5 separate regions of the Homo sapiens genome follow, and all the other regions are linked to region 5. Evidence: chromatin loops called from intact Hi-C (ENCODE). Cell type or tissue: GM12878. All regions are shown on one strand. Region 1 has its middle 21 kb from the start of MREG. Region 2 overlaps XRCC5 (X-ray repair cross complementing 5). Region 3 has its middle 6.0 kb from the start of LINC01963. Region 4 overlaps SMARCAL1 (SNF2 related chromatin remodeling annealing helicase 1). Region 5 overlaps IGFBP2 (insulin like growth factor binding protein 2).

Region 1 (5,000 bases), 630 kb before region 5:
AAGAAAGAAGGAAAGAAAAGAAGGAAAGAAGGAAGAAAAGAAAGAAAGGAACAAGGAAGGAAGGAAGAAGAAAAGAAAGAAAGAAAGAAAGAAAGAAAGAAAGAAAGAAAGAAAGAGAAAGAAAGAAAGAAAGAAAGGGAAATGAAAAGAATTGGATAAAAGCATCCATTTACCCCAATTCCCCTAATGTCCATACCAGCCTACCTCCACTTCACAATCAATCCCATTGAAACTAATCCAGATTCAATGTCTCACAGCTAAATCTCGCAGCAAGTCTTACCTACCTGAGGACTTTATCTTCCTCCTCATCTTTTACTATAAACTCTAATTGAACCTCTCTACTTCTCCGTATTTTTGTATTTCTTAAATCATCAAGGATTTTTAAAAGGCTTCAGTAAAACCAGAAATAGGCTGTTCCTCTCTTCTTGGTTCATCTGAGAACAGGAAGCCAGACATCTAACAAAATAGCCTTTGATAGACAGCTTTTCATGCAGAAGGTAAAATTACAGGGTAAGAAATTCTAACTTACATCTACTGTGAATCACTTACAGAAATGACTCTTTTTCTTCAAATCCTTGCTATTTAAGTCCATGATAATCATTTGCATTTGAAAAAGCTGACTCTGTTGAGTCATACTTAGAACTACAAACTCTGACTAAACTTGTAACTCAGTCCAGAGAAATGAAAACAAAAGCCAAATGGTCCAAAATATGCAAGAGAAACAAGGAATATTGTTTTTACTTTGCTGATTTGTTTGAGTTTTTTTCCAAATTTACCAACTGGATATAATTTCCCCACTCAAAGCATATGAACTCAGGTACAACAATGCTATAGAATAATTGGATGACATTGTCCATTTCTTGCAACCCTCCGTTGACCCAGTTGGCTTATGCTAGAGCTGACTAACTGGTAATGCTAACCCAGCATGGGAGGCTGACCAGGGGTACAGGGGTCTTCCTAGGGCCTGCAGAGCAGAATCCAGGTCAGAAGGCAATAGCTTTACACCATCAAACATATATTCTATTTGGGACCTGGTCTTCCACTCTCTCTGCCACACTCATGAACCACCATAAACTACAGGAGGCTCAGTGCAAACTCCCTCCTGTTTCTCCCCAGTAAATTTTATATGTAGTCAGCTCACTCTTCCCCATGTTACCCCCATCCAAATAATTCATTTTGGGCTCAATAATTGCTAGTTTTGATGTAGCATACCTTTCTTGAATACGGTTTAGAATCTTCCTGCTGGTTGGTCTTATTTCAATAGATGCCTTCTTTGCTGAAATGAAATCCTTGTAAACAAGGAGTGCAGAAGAAATACCAAAGCAAAAAACTAAAGCTCAAGTTGAAGCTTTGCAACCAGGTCTTGAATCCTAAGAAGGCACTGCTCAGACGGGCTGGTGTTCCACAACCAACCACAATTATTTGAATACAAATAATTCATTCATAATTCATGAGGCCATTTTCATTTTACACATTTTAAACCTTTACACCTTTTAGTTGGGGAACTTCTAAACTTACCCAAGATTGAGAGACTAGTAGAATTAACCATATAATGTATAATATAGCTGCAGACAGATAATGTATAATGTATCTGCCACCCAGCTTAGACAATTATTACCATGTTGCCAATCTCATTTCACCAACCCCCCTTCCTCCATTTTTTTAAGTTGGAATATTTTAAAGTAAATCCTAGAAATCAACATTTCTTAAATAAAAAATAATAACAACTGCCATGCCATTATCACGTTGAATAAAATGACCAGTAATTTTGCATACAAATTCCTCCGCTGTCTCAATGCCTTCACAAGAGCGAGTAAGTGGTAGAAGCTGGGATTCGAACCCAAGCAGTTGGACTCCAGTGCACTCTAAAATCTGTACTTCATGGAAAGAGAGAATCCAACAAGAGCCCTGAAGGAACTGGCAGAAAAGGGCAAAATAAGCAGAGAGAAACAGGATGCCAGGAAGCAGCAAGCAGAAAGGTCAGTAACCTCAGCAAAGGGTGGCCTCAGTCAAGAAGGGGATTTCAAGATATTTCCTATTGCGGAACTGAAGACCTCAAGGAGAACAAGTCTGAAGGCTGCAGACAAGAACAGGTGGTGGGCCTACCTATCTTGGAGTGGGGAGGAGACCTCTGTAAGGCAATGTGAATGCTGATGGCATCAGGACTTGGCAAATCTTAAGACTCTGACTCCCACCAGGCAGAACGCAGGACTGCCTCTCACTAGACTGAGCCACGGCTGCTTGAAAGCTGAAACTAACCCACAGAGGGCCTTGGTTACCATACAAATCAGAAATAGTGTTGTCCAGGATAAGATCCAAAATAGCCTAGAGATTTGGCTGTCTTAAAACATGGGCTCAGTAATCGCTAGTTTTGACGTAGCATACCTTTCCTGAATATGGTTTAGAATCTTCCCGCTGGTTGATCTTATTTCAATAGATGGCTCCTTTGCTGAAATGAAATCCTTGTAAACAAGGAGTGCAGAAGAAATACCAAAGGAAGAAACTAAAGCTCAAGTTGAAGCTTTGCAAGCAGGTCTTGCATCCTAAGAAGCCACTGCCCAGACAGGCTGGTGTTCCAAAACTAACCACAAGGTGGCACTGCTTTGAGCCAAGCCCCAGGTCATGTTAAAAAATGAATGAGATCAATGGTGAAGTTTTACAGTTGCAGAATAGCCAAATGGCAGCCATGAAAAGAAACCCCTTAGACCTCCTGCTACAGGAAACAAAATTGATTGGCTGTGGGTCCCAGCTGCTGCCCCTCTCCATCCATCACTGCCTTCCCCTCGGGCTGCTCCTGGCCTGTGACAAGCACAGCCCTGCTGTCCATCTAGGCTATTCCCTTGGGACAAGGGTGGTTCCCATGGGTGACTTTGCCTTGAGGACTTCCCATCTGCCTGGCCCTCTCTTTCTTGGACTGTACTGCAGTCTGTGATATTTTTTTTTCCTACCCAATTCCCTTCCTCCTCTCTCTCCTTCACAGTTGTCAGAACTTCATTATAGCTCTATTCAGGAGTGGCCCCGTGATGGTGGAGATGGAAAATCTTTCTAATGGGCAGCGTGTGAGAGTGCAACTGGTATCTACAATGGAATGAAAAGTGGCCCGAGATGAGAATATATACAGTGGCCAGGAAACAAGGTCTGGGGTAGAGGATTACGGATGAGCCCAGGGGAGTGGGCGCTCCAGGGGAGTGTCATTTCCGCCTCCCACGTTAATGTCCCCAGAATGCAATCCTCATGGAAGAGGTGTAGAACAACCAAGCAGTCAAGAAAACTCAGCCAGTTGATAGCTGGACTTCATCACCGGCCAGCCCAGAACTGGTGTGACAGGCACAGTGATGGAGGCAGGCTGTAGACGGCCCATTAGCATGGACTCCCTGTTAACCAAGGTCAACGGAGCTGTCACTGCCCCTGCATGTCCAACCTTCCTGCAACACAGATCATTGCTGAGCCCTGAAGTGGCATTGCTCTTTAAGGAGACCAATGGGCCACAGGACGGCCAGTCGACAAGTGGCAGGCTCCAGATGTAATTGCTCCTCTGTTCTGAGAAAATGGATCTGGGTCCTCTAAGTTGTTCCCCTGAGCCAGCGGGCTCTGAAGCTTTGTTGGGAGAGGGTGATGGAGAGACATTGGAGGAGGAAGAGGGTTTTGCTTCCTGACCCGTGCAGTGCAGACTGCTTCACAGGAGTGCTAAGGAGCACCAGCTTCCCAGCACCTCCCTCAGGGGGTTTTGCATCAGAGGCCTCTGGTAGGACACTTCTCTGTACAGTTTTCCCCAGGATGCCAGAGGGCAGGTTTCTAGCAAGTTCCACCAGCAGAGCACCACAGTGACTTCTCTGCCCTCCACTGATTCACAGCCATGCCCTCCCTACTCAATCTGGGTGTCAGCCCCAGGGGTGCTATGGAGGGCTCTTCTTTTTTTTTTTTTTTTCGAGACAGGGTCTTACTCTGTCACCTAGGCTGGAGTGCAATGGTGCAATCTTGGCTCACTGCAATCTCCGCCCTCAGGTTCAAGTGATTCTCCTGCCTTAGCTTCACTAGTAGCTGGGACTACAGACGCCCGCCACCAGGCCGGCTAATTTTTTGTATTTTTCATAGAGACGGGGTTTCACCATGTTGGCCAGGCTGGTCTCAAACTCCTGATCTCAGATGATCTGCCCACCTCAGCCTCCCAAAGTGCCGGGATTCCAGGCATGAGTCACTGCGCCCAGCCAAGGTTCTTCTTTGAGCTCTCAGTCTTAGTCCTAGTGGTGCAGGCTACTCCTGATATCTGCTATTCTCATGTTCAAGTTCTTTTTACTTCCTACTAGCCAGTCCTTCACTACTCCAATCTGCTGTGATAATCACTCTTCACTTTTAACTTGCCCTGTTCAAATTGCTGTGTGGTTTCTGCGTCACTCCTCATAGTGACAGATACCTCTTCCAGGCAAGAGTTTGTCTTTCCTGCCTGCAGGGACTCAGACACCATGACTATCTGGGGGCTATAGAAAGCCTGAACCATAGGCATGGAATCCCATGGGGCATAGCATCCAATCAGGTGACTCACCTCCCAGTGAAGGAGACGAAAGAGTGAGCCCCTGGTTGTGGAACCACTGTGTATCCACACCCCGCACCATCCATAGGCAGCCAGCCTCATAGAGGGCTTGAACAACCAAGACCCAGCTGAAGGGCCAGGATGGAGTGCTTGCTGTCTTCAAAGATGCATGTCCCCAGTAGGTTTGGGACCATGTCTGGGATCCGGTAGATGAAACTGGGAGTGGCCCTGCATTCCATCATTCCCAATGATCTGCTGCAGGATTTAAGGAGAATAGCAGCACTGGAAATCCTGGTGCCAAAGAGGGAGGCTCTTGCCAGGGGACATAAGGTCCCAGTGAGCTACAAACTATGACTGATGCTGGAACTGATCTCTGAACTCCCTTTGTCCAGGCACCAGCAGGAGGAGAGAGAGTTACTTTTACACTGTAGAGAATCCACATGACCCACTGAGCGCCTGCTGGTATTCC
Region 2 (5,000 bases), 550 kb before region 5:
TTAACAGTGAGATTAAGTGACATTCCCAAGGACTCAGAACTAATGGGTAGGAGAGATGGGACTAGATCCCAGGTCTCCCGATTGCTATTATCTTTTTTCACCAGAAGACCCTTCTTTTCTCTTCTTGAATTCACTACACTGTTGATACAGACCAACATATTTAGGCGATGAAGTAAGATAGGTGTGGGGAATGTGGTGCAAAAGACATTTCACGTTGTTGATTGATTTTATAATTCACACTGAAATTGTGAGTTGCCATCAATCCAGGTCTCTTCCAGCTTGTGTTCAGGTAAAATTTGGAAGCCAGGTATAAATAACTTTACATGTATTCCTTTTAGGTTATGTTTCTCTTATTTTCTTAGTCTCCTACATACGTGATTGCTATGTAATGGCTTGTGCCTTAGCTTATGTGATTCCGTCTGTCACTTACTTGTTCACATGATTGACTCCTACTCATTAAGACTCACCCAAGGAAATCCACATTCAGGAAGCCTTTTCTGCCCCTTCACCGCTCTGGTATCCCCTCCACCAGTCTTGAGTGGATGCTCCTCCTGTGTCTCTCAGTGCCCAGTGCATACTTCTATCATGGAACATTGTTCTGGTATTATTTGTTATCTGTCTGTGTCCTCTACTAGAATAGATTTGGTGTCTTTATTTTAGATCATCAGTTTACAAACTGACTCAAATTGTCAGGGTATACCTCTTAGCATATATATAGATTCTAGCAGTCACTTCTTGTGACAAAAATGCTTCATAACAAATTATGCCCCGAATCAGTGACTTACAGTGAAAGCATCTGTTCTCATGTTTGTAGGTCTGCAGGTCAGCTGCAGTTTGTCTGATGTATATTGGGCATAAATGGGTTTAACTCTGGCCTGCAGGTTGGCATCATATGTACTCATCATGGGTTTATTCTGGGGCTTAGGCCAAAGAAGTGGCAGCTATCTGGAGCATGTTCCTCTCCTGGTAGAAACTTCTGTAGCTTTTAGAAAGTATCAGGACTATTTAAGGGTTTTCCATAGTGAAAATTTATATGTCTTACACACATTCTTATGTAGAACACATCCCTTTTTCACACCTTTCCTAAATACTGATACAGGTTCATGAATACAATAAGCAAGGGACATTCTTACAGTCTTTTCTTACGACTTATTTTCTCAAACACTCTTTGGAACTTTGTTTCCAGGCAGCTGTTGTGCTGTGTATGGACGTGGGCTTTACCATGAGTAACTCCATTCCTGGTATAGAATCCCCATTTGAACAAGCAAAGAAGGTGATAACCATGTTTGTACAGCGACAGGTAAGTTTCAGATTGACACTGAGCTTGTAACCCATGTTTGAACTGCTTGTTGCCTCTACCTACTAATGCAAGATACCAGCCTCCTTATAGTGTCCAGCCCCTCTGTTTGGGGGGATTCTGGGGAGTTTCCTTACATGTACTCACATACAACTTCACCTACCACTAGAGTCTGATATTTTTTCTTCCCTCGTTTTGGCCCCTTCACTAGATATTACAGTTTTTATCGGAAACAAGAGGCAGTAAAAAGTAATGTTTAAAAGCACAATCTCTAGAGACAGATGGCTTGGGTTTGTATCCTTGCTCTGCCATGTCATTTACTAACCTTCTGATGTTGAACAAGTCCCTCAACTTGTTTGTGACTAGTTCAGTTATCTTTTGCTGTGTAATAAACTACCCCAAAATGTAGTGTCTCAAGTAACATTTTAAAAATTCATCATTCATGGTTCTGTGGGATGACTGGGTTGCTCAGTTGGGTGATTCTCTATTGAGGCCTCTTACGCAGTTGCAATCAGATGGCAGCTGGGGCTGGAGTCACCCAAAGGCTCAACTGGACCAGATGTCCAAAATGGCTCACTCACATGGCTGGAAGACGATGCTTTCTAGTGGCTGTGAGCTCAGTTGGGGCTGTCCGTTAGAATCTCTACATGTGGTTTCTGTATAGTTTCAATTTTCACATGAAGCAGCTGGTTCTAAGGAGTATCCCAAGAATGGGTTTTCTATGAGACCCTGCCTATGTGGCTTCTTAAGACCTATTTTTAGAAGCCCCAGAAAGTCATTTCTGTTTTCTGTTAGTCAAGCAAGACACTAAGGTTAGGTCACATTTAAGGGAGGAGAATTAGACTCCCTCTCTTGATAAAAAGAGTAGCCTGCAAATACAAGGAGAGAAAGAACGGATGGTGGCTATCTTGGAGGTTAGCTACTACAGTGCCTCAGTGTCCCATGTGTAAAATGAGAATAATGATACCTGTCACATAGGGTAGTTTTGAAGAATAAAAGAATTAATGTAGATAAAGTGCTTAGAATAGTGCTTGGAATATTGTAAACACTATGTAAGCATCAGCTGTTTTTATTTCTGCCCCTTCTACTTGGTATGACTGCCACTTTTGCTAAGTCCATGAGTTCCTGCTTCTTTCATTGTCTACTGCTGCTCCTCCTGGACACTTCTGTTTCTTCTGTGTGTTTACACTTCCGTTGGGCACTAGTACTTCCCACCTGTCATTCTAGATTTTTAAAAATCTTGATGACCTGGAGTCCTTGAGGTGTTGTGTCAAGGAAGGTGCTCTAACCCTGTTCTTGGTTATAGTTGTGTTGGTGGAATTCAAGTAGTGTGGCTGTCCCCTGGTATGCTGTTAGAGAAGGTAAGTAGACATGAGCAGGGCAGGAGAGAGGGCCCCCGAGAATGTTGGGCATTTGTGAAGCCATGGTTAGGCAATTAGAAATCCGTCCCTCTGAAGTGATGAGCAGGGCAAGGGAGGGGCCCCAAAGCTGTCAGGTTATCATCGAGGGGAAGACAGGCGGGCATAAAACTATCACTGTAAGGTAATAAGTGGCCATGATTGGTGTCAGGAATTACAGGAATCTTAACAGACAGAAAACACCTGGAGTTAGCAAGCTATAATCCTTAAGGTTTCGAGCATGCGCAGTAAAAGAGCAAGATGGTGAACTTTAACTGGTATAAAAGCTGCCTCTGGGGGCGCTCGACCAATAATGCCGAGTTGCCGCTACTGAGCATGCGCATGACTAGTAACCACACTACGCATGCGGCCCCCTCTTAAGCAGTAGCAGGGCTAGTGCGCATGCGTTGATTAATTCGGGCTGCTCAAGGGAGGAACAAAGGAGACTGGAAGCCCGGGAAAAGATGGCGCCGGTGGTTGGGGGGCGGGGCGGTCTAAAAACTAAACAAAGAAGGGCGCAGGGCACTTGATTTTTCACGTGGCCCTCTTGGTTCTCTTCCAAGTGTACTCTGCTTTCTCCAGTAAACTCTCACTTTGCTTAAAATAAATTTTTCCTCCTGCTTTAAACCTTGCTTATGTCTGTCGTTTCAATTGTTTACTTCGAGAAGACCAAGAACCGAGATTACTGCGGAGTCGCCACTCCGGAGTTTCTCTGGATAACTGCCGACTTACACCCCAGTAACAAGAGTATAGGTGTTTTTTTGTTTGTTTGTTTTTGTTGTAGAGAGAAAGAGTCAGAATCAGGAAGTCAGAATCAGGAACTTAGTGCCAGTCCCATACTACATTCAGAATTTCCTCCCCTCCCATGACTGAGATTTTGTCTAGGGCAAGATTACCTTGCCTTAAGATGGATGCTTGTCTAGGCGGCAGATACCTGCCCAGCCAGTATGCTACGCATGCTTGAATCCAGCAGCAGGCACCCAGACACCGTTAGTCCATGTACAACTGGGAATTGTTGTGTTGTTTACAGACTAAAGGATTAAACAGACCCTACAAAAATGAAGAATGACAGAATTCCATTATCTCTCCATACAGCACTCTTCCCCATCAATGTAAAAAGGCTTATGTTAATAATTAGACAGGACTGTCTTTTGTGTCAGATACTATTTTTTGTTTTTATATTTCATTATGAAATATTTCATAAAATAGGCAAATATGGAGAATATACAGGTAACCAATTTTCCCATTGTCTTATGCTGTAAATCCTAATGTTTCATATTTGTTTGATTTTTTTTTTAATAAAGTGTTACAGATAAACCTGGAGGCCCTTCCTTACCCTTTTTTTCTCTTCTCCTTTTCTCAGGATTTTGGTAGTTATTACCATGTATATTTTATACTTGGACATAAGTATATATTCATAAATACTTAGTATTGTATAAAGCTGTCAAAAGTGTAAATGGTTTTATATGCTACATGTAATTCTGCAGCATATCTTTTATCAACTTATTTTAGATCTATTCATGTTGATACGTGTTGCACAAATTTATTCATTTTTACTGGAGTATGATATTTCGTTGTATAAATATTCTGCAATGTATTTTTGCATTCTCCTGTTTGATAGTTTGCTTCCAGTTTTTGCCCTATCATAAACAGTGCTGAAGTGTAAACTTCCTATCTGTACATAATTTTTCTAGGGTATACTGTATATGCCTGCCCCTGAAATTGCTGGGATATAGGCTATCCTGCACTTTTTTTTTTAACCTCTGGAAAATTTAAACCTTAGACATTCCATAAAGACATACTAAAATCTTTTCACATTACCCATTTTTGGTTCTCTCATTGAGAATTAGAGTTTGATTTCGCTGGAAATCATCAAGAACACTTACTACCCTCCTATTTCCACACCTCAACTTCTGCTGAAATGAAGGGTGAGACTTATGGTCAATGAAAAACATCTGTTCAGAACCTAAGAATTGTCATTGTCTGTAAGTCTCATGTTTCATCCCGCCCAATACTATATGGCCCCAGGGACCTGCCATAGGGAGGTCTGGTTGTCCTGCTCCCTGAAGGTTAGGTATTTTATTGCTTCCAGATTGTTCTAATATGGTTTTCAGCCATCTGACATTTTTTTCTAGGTGTTTGCTGAGAACAAGGATGAGATTGCTTTAGTCCTGTTTGGTACAGATGGCACTGACAATCCCCTTTCTGGTGGGGATCAGTATCAGAACATCACAGTGCACAGACATCTGATGCTACCAGATTTTGATTTGCTGGAGGACATTGAAAGCAAAATCCAACCAGGTTCT
Region 3 (5,000 bases), 440 kb before region 5:
CCACAAGCAGGTATGTGCCTACTCATTCTCTGACATGTGTCCTAGGTTTCTTGACTGTAAAATTCCGCTTAATAAATAATGTATTGAGCACCTGCTATATCCAGAGCTCTGCTGGGCACTCTGGAAGATTAGAGTTTGAAGAACACACATTCGTTGTCCTCCAGAAGTTCATGGTCCAGTAGGGAGAGAAGGTCACAAACAGCCAGAATCTACAAGATGAGAGGGGCTATAAAAGAGAGCTGAGAAGAGTTTCAGAGCCACTGAGAAGATACTCATTTTAGTCTTGGTAACGGGAAGCTTTCTGGAGTTGGTGGCATTTAAGATGAACCACAAATGGAGCAGGAATTTAATGAAGAGGAAAGGACCAGGACGTTCAAATAGAGGACACAGCAGAGTTCAGACCAGATGCAGGAAAGGGTAAGTGGTTTGGTTTGCTGTGAGGTCAGGTGCATGATGGAAAATGGTGAGCAGTTAGATGACAAAGATAGGTTAGGGCAGTTATGGTGGGAGAAACCCTGTTTTTGAAGAAAGATACAGTCAGATGGGCACTTCAGCAGCATTATTCTGACAGCAATGTGCAAATAGGATGGAGAGGCACTGAAGAGGCAGGATGCAAGGAGAACAATTCAGACGCAGTTGACATCGCTTGGGAGAGAATGAGGTACTATCCAGGACAGCCCCAAGAGAGTGGAGAGCCCTGTCCTGAGATTCTTGGGAAAAGGTGCCCCAGTATCAACAGCATGTGCCCATAAGCTCCCTCAGCCCACTTGTCAGGCTGGGTCAGCTTGTCCCCCACCCCACCCCAGCTCTCTCCTCTCCTCTCAGAGCAAGCCACCTGCCCTACTCACTGCTCCACCATGATACACCTGTCCTGCCTCAGCCACGTCCCCCTCTGACCATTTCCCCCTTTTCAGGAAAGTGCTTGCAGTTTGCTACCTCCCATTCTTTGCAGCCTCCTTCCGCAAAGCTCTCACCTTGTGTCATCTTTGCCTGTGTGCCCTATGGAGAAGGAAAACAAAGTAAGCGCTGTCTTCCCAGGGCTGCAGGCGTGCTGGCCCCCACCTTCATGCACTCAAGGAGCACTGACTGAGCATCCTGCAACTCTGTCCTGTCCCCAGAAGCCATGCTTTGTGAGAAGTGGGGTAAGCATCACAGAAGCTGGCCACTGGCAGGCGCATGCAGGGCTTCAGACCTGCTCCTGATGTAATCTTTGCTGCACATTCACCTCACCTGAGGACCTGTGGAAACTAGCACCCAGGTCACAGGCCCTGCTAATTAAATCAGAATGTAGGAGCCAGGCAACAATAAATAGCGCTGAAATATCCCCAGCTGATTCCAGTGTACAGCCAAGTTTAGGAACCGTGTCCTGGTGTTTCCCTCCTACTCTTGCTAATATGTAGCTCTACATATCTGTGTGGAGTGAGACTGGCAGAAAGGCTGTCTGGATGCTCCTTCCTGTATAGCTTGGAGGCAAATGGACTCTATACAGCTCAGGGCTCGAGGGGACAAGTCAGAAGGTCTTCCTTTAGTCTCCCTTGAACTTGACCTCTTTAGCCATCTCTTGGTGTGAGTCAGTGTCCTACAGGGATGGCCCCAATGTCCTGCCTGGCCTCTCCTCTCTTAGCTATACTTGTGCCATACTCCTGCAGCCAGACTCCTCCTCTTTTGCCTCTGAGTCATTTCCTCTTTCCTTCATGGTACCAAAAAGCACAATCACCTATCAGAAGCACAAAAGCCTAACTAGAATATGCACATGAGTTAATTCAAGGTCCTACTTAATCCAAGACTTCTCCATCTTTATTCCTATGATTATGAGTCTCATGTGACAAGCCCAGCCAGATGAGGAATGCTGCACCTCACTTTCTTCCTGGTGATAACATGGTGAAATCATGCTAACTTCAATAAGGGGTAATATTGGGGATACAGAAAAAGAGGACTGGCTAACATGATAGTACAAAAGGTCATTTCTAGGAGGTCCCAAAGACTGCAAAGCTCCCTTCACTCATTGTTCTAAAAATGCACCTATCTCATTCCCATAGCTCAAGGCTGTGATCCTTGTTAAAATGGAGATGCTCCTTGGCCACGTTTGGGGGCTAATGCCTGTAATCCCAGCACTTTGGGAGGCCAAGGCAGGCAGATTGCTTGAGCCCAGAAGTTTGAGACCAGCCTTGGCAACACAGCAAAACCCATCTCTACAAAAAATAGAAAAATTAACCAGGCATGTGGGGTGTGCACCTGTAGTCCCAGCTACTCAGGAGGCTGAGGTGGGAGCATCATCACTTGAGCCCTGGAGGTCAAGGCTGCTATGAGCTGAGATTGCACCACTGCACTCCAGCCTGGTCAACAGGGGGAGATGCTGTCTTAGAAAAGGAGAAGATGCGATGCTCCTAATAAGAGTAATAGTTTAACTGTAATCAGCTATTTATATCTTGGGGTGAATGATGGATCCGGATTAAGTTTTGTTTCAAGAGTAGTAGAAGAGCATGGGGACTGAGACAGTCAGAAGAGGTGATATAGAAACAGACACAGAATTTGTTTGACCAAAGGCAAACCTGACAGCTTTTCTGGGTTGTGAGGGCACAGTAAAGTACCTAATCATTTCCTGTGACTTCATTCCAGTGAGACATCCACGTTGGAACTCACTGTGATGTGCCAGGAGCTGTGGGCTGCACAAAAAAGAAGTGTGGTGCCTCTCCTGTGTGTTTCCAGAGGTGGCAGGGTTTATTCCCAGAGTCTGAGTCCTTCTTTCCCCTCTGTGTTCTCACTACAGAGATAAGCAAACCATGATCATAGCCAGTTGGGGACCAAAACCACAACCTTATTTATGGCCAGGAAATCCCCTAGCTTTTCCCCAAATGCAGGGCTTCTGGTTCTATGGGCTGAAGATCTCTGCTTGGGCCTGAGGCCTTACCTAGCAGCTTTGCAGCTCATTAGCAGAACACAGAGAGTGATGGGAACATCGCTATATTAAGACTGTGATGGTTAATTATATATCCATAATTATTGACTGGGTTAAGTGATGTCCGGATAGCTATAAAACCTTCTCAGAGTAACTGTGAGGGTGTGTCTGGAAGAGATGAGCATTTGTATCAGTAGTAATGAAGATTTACCCTCACCCATGTGGGTGGCCATCATCCAATCTGTTGAGAGCCTGGACAGAACAAAAGGCAGAGGAAGGGTGAATTTGTTCTCCCTCTTGGAGCTGAGGCATCCATCTTCTGCCCTCAGACATTGGCACTCCTGGTTCTCAGGCTTTCAGATAATTACACCACTGGCTTTCCTGGTTCTCCAACTTGCAGATAGCATATCATGGGTCTTCTCAGCCTCCATAATCATGTGAGCCAGTTCCTATTTTATATATATATATATCCTATTTCTGGGGAAACCTGACAAATACAAGGATGTAAAATGATGAGTTTGCTGTGCTTGAGCACAAGAGTCAAGAAAACAGAGTGAAACCCTCTTTTGAATCCCAATACTCCCCACTCCTGGGAGGAGTAGAAAGCCCTAAGAGGATGATCCTCCTGCTCCACTTAGAGGATTTGAGGATCCGATTCCCACCAATCTGTCTCTGCTTCATTAGGGTGGGCTTGCCTGGGGAAGAGACTGCAAGAAATATAAAGGAGAGTAAGGAGGCCAGGTATGGTGGTGATTTGGGCTCTTCTTCGGTTCCATATTAATTTTAGAAATGGTTTTTCTATTTCTGTGAAAAATGGCATCCCTATAATCCCAGCACTTTGGGAAGCCAAGGTAGGCGGATTGCTTGAGCCCAGGAGTTGGAGACCAGCCTGGACAACATGGCGAAATCCTGTCTCTACGATAATAATAATAATACGAAAATGAGCTGCACAATGGTGGTGCACAGTTGTAGTCCCAACTACCCAGGAGGCTGAGATGGGAGGATTGATTGAGCCCAGGAGGTCGAGACTGCAGTGAGCTGTGACCGTTCCACTGCACTCCAGCCTGGGCAACAGAGTGAGGCTCTGTCTTAAAAACAAACAAGCAAACAAAAAAAGGAGAGTAAGGCAATGAGACTGAGACTGACTCACATAGACCTTGCTCTCTGGCATTGGTCATTCTAGAATCCAACAGAAATAATGGCCTGGATGATGCTCCAATTAATTGCTTTCTGACCCTGAGATGGCACCCCCATCGCCAGTCAAAGTTTTAATTAATCATGCCAGCAGATGGGCTGTCATGGGCCCCAGCAGCCTGATAATGAACTCATTTATTATCAGCTCTGTCAGTGGGAGGTTGTCCAGGCTTCTGGGAAAAGAAGAGACTCCTGATGCCAGAGCCCAGGATATGTGCAGTTTGGGAAAATCTCTGGAAATACCTTGACTTTATACCTTTCATTGGTCCTTAAGAAAGGAGGGAAGGTGTGGAAAAAGATTGTGGCTCAGGCTGGAAGAAGAGGTCTTGATATCACAGTTTCTTAGATGGTGCTAGAGATAGCCTGGCTCTCTGGTACCCCTGGCACCCACCTGACTCATGAAGTTAGGGTAACACATGGCATGTATTCTTTTTTTTTTTTTTGAGATGGAGTCTCGCTCTGTCCCCCAGGCTGGAGTGTAATGGCACAGTCTCGGCTCACAGCAACATCCGCCTCCTGGGTTCAAGCAATTCTCTGCCCTAGCCTCCTGAGTAGCTGGGATTACAGGTGCTCGCCACCACACCCGGCTAGTTTTTTTGTATTTTTAGTAGAGATGGGGTTTCACCGCCTTGGCCAGGATGGTCTCGAACTCCTGACCTCGTGATCCACCCACCTAGGCCTCCCAAAGTGCTAGGATTACAAGTGTGAGCCACCGCGCCCAGCCCATGCCATGTGTTCTTTTTTTTTTTTTTTTTTTTTTTTTTTTATTTTTTATTTTTATTGATCATTCTTGGGTGTTTCTCGCAGAGGGGGATTTGGCAGGGTCATAGGACAATAGTGGAGGGAAGGTCAGCAGATAAACAAGTGAACAAAGGTCTCCGGTTTTCCTAGGCAGAGGACCCTGCGG
Region 4 (5,000 bases), 250 kb before region 5:
CTCATAAGCCTCTGGCCAAACCAAAGAGTTCCCAAGAGACACCAGCTCATTCCTCTGGACAGCCTCCCAGGGATGCTAAGTTAGAGGCCAAGACAGCAAAAGCCTCCCCTTCGGGGCAGAACATTTCTTACATCCATTCTAGCTCAGAGAGTGTAACGCCCAGGACAGAAGGAAGACTCCAGCAGAAGTCAGGGTCCTCAGTCCAAAAAGGAGTGAACTCTCAGAAGGGAAAGTGCGTAAGGAACGGCGATCGTTTCCAGGTGTTGATTGGGTACAATGCGGAACTCATTGCAGTGTTTAAGACCCTGCCCAGCAAGAATTATGGTAATGTCTTCATTTTTCAGCTGTTTTTTTTTTTTTTTCTTATTTTTGGAGTCTCTTTTAATCTAACAGTTTCTCATAAATATTAAGAGAGTGCATTGGCACATGCTGTCCATCCAGTTGTTAAAAATTTTTCAATTTTAGCTTGTTTCCCTTCATAATAGTCATTCCCTTAAACAGCTGCCAAACTTGATGGTTGTCACGTGGCCATCTGGAGAACAGTTGAATGTTACTGAGAAGACGCTTCCTCTGCCAGGTGCTTTATATGCATTGTAGCACTTAAGCTGAACAGCAGTTTTTTTGAAATAAGTAGATGTTATTTTAGTTTTTAAGGTGATGGAACTGGCCCAGCAAGATTAAGTGACAGGCCCAGTTTCATTGGTCTGGAAAGGCAGCGTCAGGATGTGACTAGCTCAATTACAGGCCAGAGCCATTACTCCTCATACTGCTTTGCCTGACCACACTACGACCTGGAGAACTTGGATTCTAGTCCTAACTCTGCCCTCAGTCCTCTTAGGTGAAGTTCATAACTTCCCAGGGCCTGAGTTGGATTCCACTACATGGAATAAAAGAATTATCTATATTTACTATTTGTCCTCTACAGAGATTTTTATAGATCAGTGGGGGCTTGCTGGTCAGCTGTTTTGAACTTGGCGTCCTTCATTCATTCATTTAGAAGACAAGCTTGTGTTGAGTGCCTAAGTACAAATTGTCAACAGTCATCAGTCCTCTGTTTTGTTTCAGATCCTGACACCAAGACGTGGAACTTCAGCATGAATGACTATAGTGCCCTGAGTAAGTAGACACATGGTTGTCTCATGGAGGGTGGCACTGGTGCTGAAAATCTTTAGAGTATCACATGTAGTCCAGCTTATGGAGTGCATGGCTTTACAGGTGGTGAAAGCTTTCAGGGCACCCCCCCCAACACTCCTTCCCACTCTGTCTAGCCTAATGAGGCAGCTCTGTGGGTGAAGGCCGTTAGTAGTATTAACAAAAGCTAGCATTAAATGATGCTTGCTTTGCATTAGGCTATTCTAAGCCCCTTATGCTAACTTTTATTCCTTATAATGACTTTTTTACAGATGGGGAAACTGAGGCCCAGGGACGATGAGTCAGTAACACAGGGTCACATAGCCAATAAGTTGTACAACTGGGATTCAAACCCTGACAGTCTGACTTCAGACTACACGTTCCCACCAGACTATGCTGGCCCCAGCAGTGACAGGCAGCTCAGGCAGCCTGCCAGCCCCTGCTCCCAGGAAGGTAACAGTTCAGCAAACAGCACAGATCCTCAGAGTACTCTCTGTGCAGCTAACTACTCAAAAATGCAAGGAGGGGGCATTGGCCAGGCAAGTTCCAGCTAATGCAGTGTCTGGTCATAGTCAGCACCTGGTTACGTCCCTCTGTCTTCTGAGAAAACTGTCATACACTAAAGTTTTTGTCACTTGATCCTGGTACATGGAGCTTGCACACCTGTGTCAAAGCGTCAGCCCTGTGTGTTTTCATCTTCCATTTATTTTACTCTTCTCCCCCAGCTGCCATTTCTACACCGTCTCTTCCTCCCCCTAGCTTAAGAAAGGAAAAGATAAGGATGTATGCTTAGGTCACTTTGCAGATTTGGGGTATGAGGTAGGATTATCTGGAGGCACCAGTACAGTTTCTGGGAAAGGTGGTTTGGGCCAGTGATGGGACAGCTCCCTGCAGAATTTCCTGGTTTTCTCCTTGGCCTCCAATTCTTGAAATGTGTACATTAGGCGATATCTTTCTTTGGTAGCTGCTAGTGTTGTTAGTTTGCGAGGGCTGCCGTGACAAAGTACCACTGACTGGGTGGCTTAAACAATACAAATTTATTTTTTACAGTCCTGGAGGCTGGAAGCCTGAGATTGGTAGGGTTGGTTTCTTCAGAGGCCTCTCTCCATGCCCTGCAGGTGGCTGTCTTCTCTCTGTGTCCTTGTTTGGATTTTCCTTTGTGTGTGCAAATCCCTAGGGTCTCTCCCTTTTCTTAGAAGAACACCAGTCATTGGATTATCGCCCACCTTGGTGACCTCATTTAACTTATTAACCTCTTTAAAGGCCCTATCTCCATATACAATCACATTCTGAGGTCCTGGGCTGTGTGTTTAACATGAATTTTGGAGGGACACAATTCAACCCATAACGCTGCTGCTGCTAGCTCCGTCTAGTGAGGGCTCATTTTTTAATCGATTTATTTGGTGTTGGAACGGGGAGACCCAAGGCTCTGGATAAAGATTGCAGATTTTGACACCTGGTATTCTCATTGCTGGTGATCTTAAACCAGTGGTTTCCCCTGTTGCGGTTGTTTTGTCTTTTTACTCTTGTTCTGACCACGGTGCATGGTGACTTAGATGACTTCTGCTTTTGCAGATTCATTTAGGTTTTTTGTGTGATATCGTTACTTTTTTTTTGAGACAGAGTCTCACTCTGTCGCCCAGGCTGGAGTGCAGTGGTGCGATCTTGGCTCCCTGCAACCTCTGGCTTCCGGGTTCAAGTGATTCTCCTGCCTCAGCCTCCTGAGTAGCTGGGATTTCAGGCGTGTACCATGCCTGGCTAATTTTTATATTTTTAGTAGAGATGGGGCTTCCTCCATGTTGGCCAGGCTGGTCTTGAACCCCTGACCTCAGGTGATCTACCTGCCTCAGCCTCTAAAACTGTTGGGATTATAGATGTGAGACACTGTGCCCGACTATCATTGCTTTGTGTAATGCTCCACATGTTTTGAAAACCATGTTTATTGGATACAAAATTCTCCATATATACTTCTCAATGAAGCTCATAGAAGAGAAAAAAAATTCTCCATATAGCTTTCAGATGAATTTTTCTAATTGTTTGGCTCCTCTGCATCTTTACCAATGTGTTACACACTTGAGCTTTTGCCTGCTGAGATAAACCTTGAAATTCCTTGCCATAATTATGGATTTGTGAATTTCTCCTTGTATTTCTAAGTTTCAGATAGGTTCATGATTGTGTCTCATGATTGGCTTTTTATTGGTATAACATATAAAATTGTCTCTGTGTCAGTCTTTCTGTCATTTTGCTTTAGGTATATCTCTGGATTTGGCTTCATTAACCCTACCACATACTCACTGTAGAACATATTTTGACGTGTGAAGAAGAAAAACCATCCCCCGTAATCTCCCCACTCAACTAACCATTATTAACATTTTGGTTTCATTCCCTCCAGCCTTTTTTCTATGCGTTAAAATATAAAGTTTTATATATGCATATAATTTGTATTTTGCCCTTTTAATTTAATACTCCAGCATAAAGCATATTTACTTTACTGAATGTTAACAGTTAATTCTAAGTGATGAAAATGTGTCCATTATCATAATGGGCCATTTTGACCTTCAAGAAATGGTTTCGTGTTGTTGAACTACTTTTGTCTTTTCCAGAATTTTTAATACAAAATAAATTTTGATAGCTGTATAACATTCTGTCTTATGAATGTGTCATACATTGCTTAAATTGTTGTTGTTTATTTTTTCCTGCTTGATTTTAATTGGCTGCCAGTTTTTCCAGTTTTAAAGCTGTAGAGGAACACCTTCGTACCTAAGTTTTTGTCTGTATTTTCAACTGGTAGTTGGGATAGATTCCCAGAAGTTGAATCATTATTCTTAGAGCTCTTGCTATAATTGCCAAATTGTTTTCCAGCAGGTTTTATTCCCAACTAGCAATATGGATATCTAATTGTTTCTCATCCTGCAAGTTTGAGAAGTAAAAAAGTATCTTATTTTTCTGATTATTTGTGAAGGTGAACATTTCTTCAAATGTTTCTTAGTCTTTTTCCTCCTGTTTTGAATTGGCTACACTACCCTCTTCTTTTGTGGTCTTAGTACTTTTTTAAAGCATGGGTTCTTTTTATATTTCTTTACTCAGGGTTTTTTTCCTTTCACTCCAGTGTGTGTCTGTTGACAGCTTAGTGTTACACAGCTGAATTTGTTCATTATAAAATGCATCTGTAGTAGATGAAATAATGTTCAGAACTGTGTGTTTGTGACCTGGTGATCCTGGTCCTCACTCCTTTGTTCTCTGAGCAGTAGACAGAGTAGCGACCTAGGAGTGGGCTTAACTGGGTGATTTGTGGTGTGCTGACTTCAGTGGCTTCTCCGACACCGTGCCAGAAATTATCTAATAAGTTTATTCATCCTGGCGAGCTTCCTCTTCCCCTTGTTAATTTCTGAATTTTAAATGTTTTGATGTGAAAAATGTAGGGAGGCCAGGTATGGTGCCTGATGCCTGTAATACCAGCACTTCGGGAGGCTAAGGTGCGTAGATGGTTTGAGCTTAGGGATTTGATACCAGCCTGGGCAACATAGCGAAACCCTGACTCTACAAAAAATACGAAAACTAACCGCATGTGGTGGTGCACGCCTGTAGTCCCAGCTACTGGGGAGTCTGAGGTGGAGGATAACTTGAGCCAGGGAGGTTGAGGCTGCAGTGAGCCATGATCACGGCACTGCACTCCAGCCTAGGTGACAGAGCAAGACCCCGTCTCAAAAAAAAAAAAAAAAAAAGAAAAAAAAAAAAGAAAAACTTACGGAGATGGAAAGTTACATTCAGCAAATATTGAAATTCCCAAAGCCCCAACTAAAAAACACTTTCAAGTCTTCCTAATCTAACAGTGCCTTTTCTTGCCTTCCTGCCAAACCTAGTGCCTC
Region 5 (5,000 bases):
GGGGACCCCGAGTGTCATCTCTTCTACAATGAGCAGCAGGAGGCTCGCGGGGTGCACACCCAGCGGATGCAGTAGACCGCAGCCAGCCGGTGCCTGGCGCCCCTGCCCCCCGCCCCTCTCCAAACACCGGCAGAAAACGGAGAGTGCTTGGGTGGTGGGTGCTGGAGGATTTTCCAGTTCTGACACACGTATTTATATTTGGAAAGAGACCAGCACCGAGCTCGGCACCTCCCCGGCCTCTCTCTTCCCAGCTGCAGATGCCACACCTGCTCCTTCTTGCTTTCCCCGGGGGAGGAAGGGGGTTGTGGTCGGGGAGCTGGGGTACAGGTTTGGGGAGGGGGAAGAGAAATTTTTATTTTTGAACCCCTGTGTCCCTTTTGCATAAGATTAAAGGAAGGAAAAGTAAAGTGTGTGTCTTTTGCCTGAGTCTTTGGGGTCTTCCAGGGAGAGATGCAGAGCCTGGCCTAGGTTGGCCTACCCGCCATCATCCAGCTTTGCCCCTGGCTCCTAGGAAAATGGGAAAGGCCGTTTCCGTTTCCCATTCATGAAATGGCAATAAGAAGGAATGGGAACCTCCTGAATCCAGATCAAACCCTCCAGTGCAGCCCCAGGACTCCCAGGTGAGGCTTCTGCCCCCATGTGGCCCCTGCCTGGCGCTGTACAGGGGCAGGATGAGTCACGGGCTGGGGATGGGGAGATGTGGAGCGTGGGTCCGGCTTCCTCCCTCGCACATTCAGATAACACTGCAGTGGGAGATAAGGAACAGGAAACGTTGGGATTGGGGTTGTCTGGCCCCTGAAATAAAGGAGGCTCCCTCCTGCCCAGGGTGAGACATTTCCACTCAGCCCCCAAAGAAAGGGAGTAGGGCTGTGGTTAACTGGCTTATTCATAAGGATGACACCACTGAGAATTCAGATGCTGCTCTCTAAGGGGCCCAAGGGATTTGGTGTCCAGACCAGCAAATATCAATTGAAACAAAGGGCTATGAGTGTGTCAAGGTGTGCAGGCTGAGGGACTGTGGAAGGAGGCACAGAATGTGGCCTTTCTTAGCAGAGTTCCACATCAGAGCTCACCTACATCTGCCATTCTGTTCTGCTGGCCTCTCAACTCCAGTGAATTCCAGGGGGCTTATGCACCCCGACCCCTGCCTTTGCAATGGGCCATGGGGGGAGAAAGCTCACCATTTGAGGCCCACAGTCCCTGCCCCCCTAACCTTCCTCGGTACGTGGCCCAGGGCCTGGCCTCTCCTGTCACTCCCCTCTCCTGTGGCTGGAGTCTGATCCCTTCCCACAGAGGAGGGGCTCCCTAGGGGCCTGGCCCAATCCACTACCTTCCAGACCTTCCATCTGGTGAGTGTAGGGAGGCGGAGGGATGGCGGGCCCTTTACCAGGTGTGACATAAGTGTAGCTGGAATGCAAGACAGCTTTTGGAAATGGCACAAGATGAGCTTTCTTGGAGTGCAGGAAAACCAGATCCCCAAGAATAGATGGAGCCATGCCAGGAGGGTGTGTTCTAGGCTGCACCGGGCCAAGGCCAGCACTTGGCCACAGCCCCAAAAGTATTCATTCAGCGGATCCTTGTGCATCCGTGAAACAGGCACTATTGTTAGTTACACTTTACAGATGAGGAAAAGTGTAACTAGAAGTGCCCAAACTCTCCTGCCCTGGGTCTGGGGACCCCTAACTCCAGCGTGTGGCAGCCACCCACCCCTGAGTTATACTGGCCCCGTGGATGGAAGCAGGTGAGACGCTTGGAGAGGGCCTAGAGGGCTCTGGGCACTGGATGGACCTGGAGCTTGAAGCTCAGCAGTCCCTGCATGGGGTCTGATTGTCTTTCATTCGGCGCATGCGTGCTGCAGCTGGCCCTTCCCCCTGCCCTCTGAGTTGCTGCAAAGAGCAGTCAGCCCCGGGGCTGCTGTCCCCAGGTGGAGCTGCTATCCCTGGGTGGAGCAGCCCGTGCCTGCCCTCCTGGGAAGCCTGGTGTTTCTCAACCTCGGTGAACATTTGACTCGACGGCGGCACTTAAAACAAAAACTGATGCCAGTACCTCAGCTTCAGACATTCTGATGTAACTGGTTTGCCATGGAGCCCAGGCAGGGTCTTTTTCCTTTCTTAGGTTCCATGGTGATTGTGAACCAGGGAGGGATAAGGCAAGAAAAAGGCCGGAGTCAGGACACCTGGGCTTGGATCCTTTCCCACCACTTCGTTTTCCATTGCCTGGGGCTATGCTGTCCACCTTCTCTGAGCCTGTTTTCCTCATCTGTCTATTGGGGATGTTATCAGCCTCAAATAGCAGGGTGGTATTAGTGTGAGACTAGATGTGAAGGTGCTTTGAAAACTAGGACTGTATAAAACGGGAGGGGTTACTATGGGGCCATTGTTGGGTCAGGTGTTTGCCAGACCTCACGCCCCAGGGCTGCCACCTTGTCCATTCTTTGAACTTTTCCAGAGGGCTTCTGAGGATGCCACAATCTCCTTGCCCATTTCCCCTCCATTACCCTTAGTGCTCTTGTACCCAACCCTCTGAAGAGGTAGCTTTTATGGGTGAGTGGGTGAGCAGCACCTCCGCTGTGGCTCTAGCTGCAGGAACCACACTCACTGATGTGCAGTGCAACCTAGAAACCTTTGCCGAGAGGAAGCATCATTGCATCCACGTGGGAAGATGGCTGGCTGGGCAGGGATCTTGAAGATGTCAAGCACATCTCTCACCTGGAACTAACTGTGCCTCTTTGAACGTTAAGCAAACACCGGGGCTATACTGCCACTGTGTGGCAGCATGCAGAACTGCAGCTGAGCCTACATCGGGCCCTTGGAGAGTCTGTTGCATTGAAGAGGAGTGGTCCAGAAGGAGTCAGCTGGAGACGTTGTTACCACTGGCCCTATCCCAGATCCCCTGAGTTAGAAGCTCGGGGAGGGGCCTGGGAGTCTGCATTGAAACTTGCTTCCTGTGTGGTTCTTATGGAGGACTGGTTGACTTCATTTATAGGATCCAGGGCAAAATAAAAATATGGAGTCCCTTATTCAGAAATTATTAAGAATGTCAAGACAGAAATAGCAGAACATTAAACTAAGTGTCAGCCTTGTATGACTGCATGGGTCATGCCCACGGGGCTATCCCTCTTCTTATGCTCTCTACATTTGGACAGTCACCACTGTCATCCCTGAATCTGTTTGATGTGTCTTGAATACTAACTACATAATAAGATGTGGTGGTTAAAAGCGTAACCATGGAGGTGAGGTAGTCTTTGAACAGAATCAGACTCTTGAGTTATGTGCCTTTGGACATATTTCTAACCTCTGTGAATCTCATTTACTTCCTCTTTAAATATTGGGATAGTTTCTATCTTAAAAGACTTGCTTTGAGAATATAAAATCATTTCTGTCACACGGTAAGTGCTGCCTAAATGTAGCTCTCGGCCTTGCATGGTGGCTTACGCCTGTAATCCTGGCACTTTGGGAGGCCAAGGCGGGTGGATCAACCGAGGTCAGGAGTTCAAGACCAGCCTGGCCAACGTGGTGAAACCCCGTCTCTACTAAAAAATACAAAAATTAGCCGGACTCGGTGGCGGGTGCCTGTAATCCCAGCTACTTGGGAGGCTGAGGCAGGAGAATCACTTGAACCTGGGAGGTGGAGGTTGCAGTGAGCTGAGATTGCACGAGCCTGGGCAACAGAGTGAGACTCCGTCATAAAAAAAAGAAAAAAAAAATAGCTCTCACTATATCCCAGGCTCGGTATTAGGATGTCAGGCTATGAAGATGATGAAGATGAAGAAGATTACAGCCTTTGTCCTGAAGGGCTGAGATTCTTGTGGAAGGAAACAGCCCCGACACCCAAAGATGGCCCTCCATGGATGGCGGTACCCCTCCAGTAGGGGATGTTGGGCAAGTTAGGAGAAATAGTTAAGTCTGGTGTCAGGGAAGGTGTCTCAGAGAGGGTGAAGGCAGAGTTGGAAGGAAGAAGCTGAGATTGGGGAGAGGAGCGGGAGGATGTACGTGCCTCATGCATGCATGTATGTGCAGGTGCGGGTGTTGGGGGCTGGGGTTCAGACAGAGGGAGCAGCATGCGCAGAGACTTTATCTTATTTTTATGTCTGTATTTATTTATTTTTAGAGACAGTGTCTTACTCTGTTGCCCAGGCTAGAGTGCAGTGGCATGATCATAGCTCACTGCAGCTTTGAGCTCCTGGGATCAAGCAATCCTCCCACCTACCTCATCCTCCCAAGTAGCTAGGACTACAGGTGTGCACCACCATGCCTGGCTAATTTTTATTTTGTAGAGACAGCGATCTCACTATGTTGCCCAGGCTGGTCTTGAACTCCTGGACTCAAGTGATCCTCCCACTTTGGCCTCCTAAAATGCTGGGATTACAGGAGTGCATCACCATGCCTGGCCGGCAAAACCTTTAAGTCACGAGCTGGACAATGAGCCTGGACACCGGCGCATGGTTGGGGATACATGTGGTGAAGGGAGGCGGCAGGTGGAAGAGGAACGAGAGGAAGAGGAAGCCAGGGCACATCAGGAACGACTTGGGGTGTGTTGCTGAGGGATTTGAACTCTGGACCAAAAGTTAAGTACCAAGGAAAGAAGTTAGGCAGAGGATGGGCATGATTGGTTTGGTGTTTAGAAAGTGAACTGGGCCAGGCACAGTGGGTCATGCCTATAATCCCAGCACTTTGGGAGGCCAAGACGGGTGGATCACCTGAGGTCAGGAGTTCAAGACCAGCCTGACCAACATGGTGGAACCCCATCTCTACTAAAATTACAAAATTAGCTGGGCATGGGGGCGCTCGCCTGTAATCCCAGCTACTCTGGAGGCTGAGGCAGGAGAATTGCTTGAACCCGGGAAGCGGAAGTTGCTGTGAACTGAGATTGCACCATGGCATCCCAGCGCAAAACTCCATCTCAAAAACAAAACAAAACAAAACAAAAAAACATGAACTGCAACTGTGATGTCCAGCGTGGAGGACAATACATGGTGTGGGATTGGGTGGAACATCCCT

Evidence for each region. Peaks named below come from ENCODE experiments on the same cell type or tissue, not always from the same donor. Only the 100,000 strongest peaks of a DNase experiment are listed, where the experiment ranks them.
Region 1: a loop joins it to region 5, with 5 times the contacts of the local background. A loop is called at or near these places in 22 of 110 quality-filtered maps.
Region 2: a loop joins it to region 5, with 4 times the contacts of the local background. A loop is called at or near these places in 7 of 110 quality-filtered maps.
Region 3: it touches region 5 in a loop (10-fold over the local background); 10 of 110 quality-filtered maps call a loop at or near these places.
Region 4: it touches region 5 in a loop (2.3-fold over the local background); 8 of 110 quality-filtered maps call a loop at or near these places.

Annotation. Positions count from the first base shown.
Region 1 is chr2:216,031,577-216,036,576 of GRCh38, forward strand. It overlaps a transcript of MREG not described here and a transcript of PECR not described here. Among named protein-coding and RNA genes, the nearest start is that of MREG, 21 kb to the left of the region's middle. RefSeq lists an enhancer at 679-908. In GM12878, a CTCF peak has its summit at 2,585 (motif pointing right); DNase peaks (open chromatin) are centred at 565, 2,032 and 2,615; H3K4me3 peaks cover 971 bases; H3K27ac peaks cover 3,071 bases.
Region 2 is chr2:216,111,830-216,116,829 of GRCh38, forward strand. It overlaps XRCC5 (X-ray repair cross complementing 5), which reads left to right. Exons shown (of 21, transcript NM_021141.4): 2 at 1,187-1,300; 3 at 4,830-5,000. Among named protein-coding and RNA genes, the nearest start is that of XRCC5, 5.0 kb to the left of the region's middle. RefSeq lists enhancers at 2,390-2,459, 2,877-3,171, 2,897-3,191, 3,075-4,007, 3,350-3,399. In GM12878, a CTCF peak has its summit at 2,997; DNase peaks (open chromatin) are centred at 1,962 and 3,032; H3K4me3 peaks cover 3,510 bases; H3K27ac peaks cover 3,881 bases.
Region 3 is chr2:216,220,388-216,225,387 of GRCh38, forward strand. No RefSeq gene overlaps it. Among named protein-coding and RNA genes, the nearest start is that of LINC01963, 6.0 kb to the left of the region's middle. RefSeq lists an enhancer at 2,725-2,934. In GM12878, a CTCF peak has its summit at 2,331; DNase peaks (open chromatin) are centred at 2,584 and 2,634; H3K27ac peaks cover 2,084 bases.
Region 4 is chr2:216,415,192-216,420,191 of GRCh38, forward strand. SMARCAL1 (SNF2 related chromatin remodeling annealing helicase 1) reads left to right here. Exons shown (of 18, transcript NM_014140.4): 3 at 1-324; 4 at 1,066-1,116. Among named protein-coding and RNA genes, the nearest start is that of SMARCAL1-AS1, 5.2 kb to the left of the region's middle. RefSeq lists an enhancer at 2,563-2,622. In GM12878, a CTCF peak has its summit at 2,248 (motif pointing right); a DNase peak (open chromatin) is centred at 2,700; H3K27ac peaks cover 1,358 bases.
Region 5 is chr2:216,664,030-216,669,029 of GRCh38, forward strand. IGFBP2 (insulin like growth factor binding protein 2) reads left to right here. Exons shown (of 4, transcript NM_000597.3): 4 at 1-407. The coding sequence ends at 75. Among named protein-coding and RNA genes, the nearest start is that of IGFBP-AS1, 28 kb to the right of the region's middle. In GM12878, CTCF peaks have their summits at 627 (motif pointing left) and 2,761; a DNase peak (open chromatin) is centred at 2,742.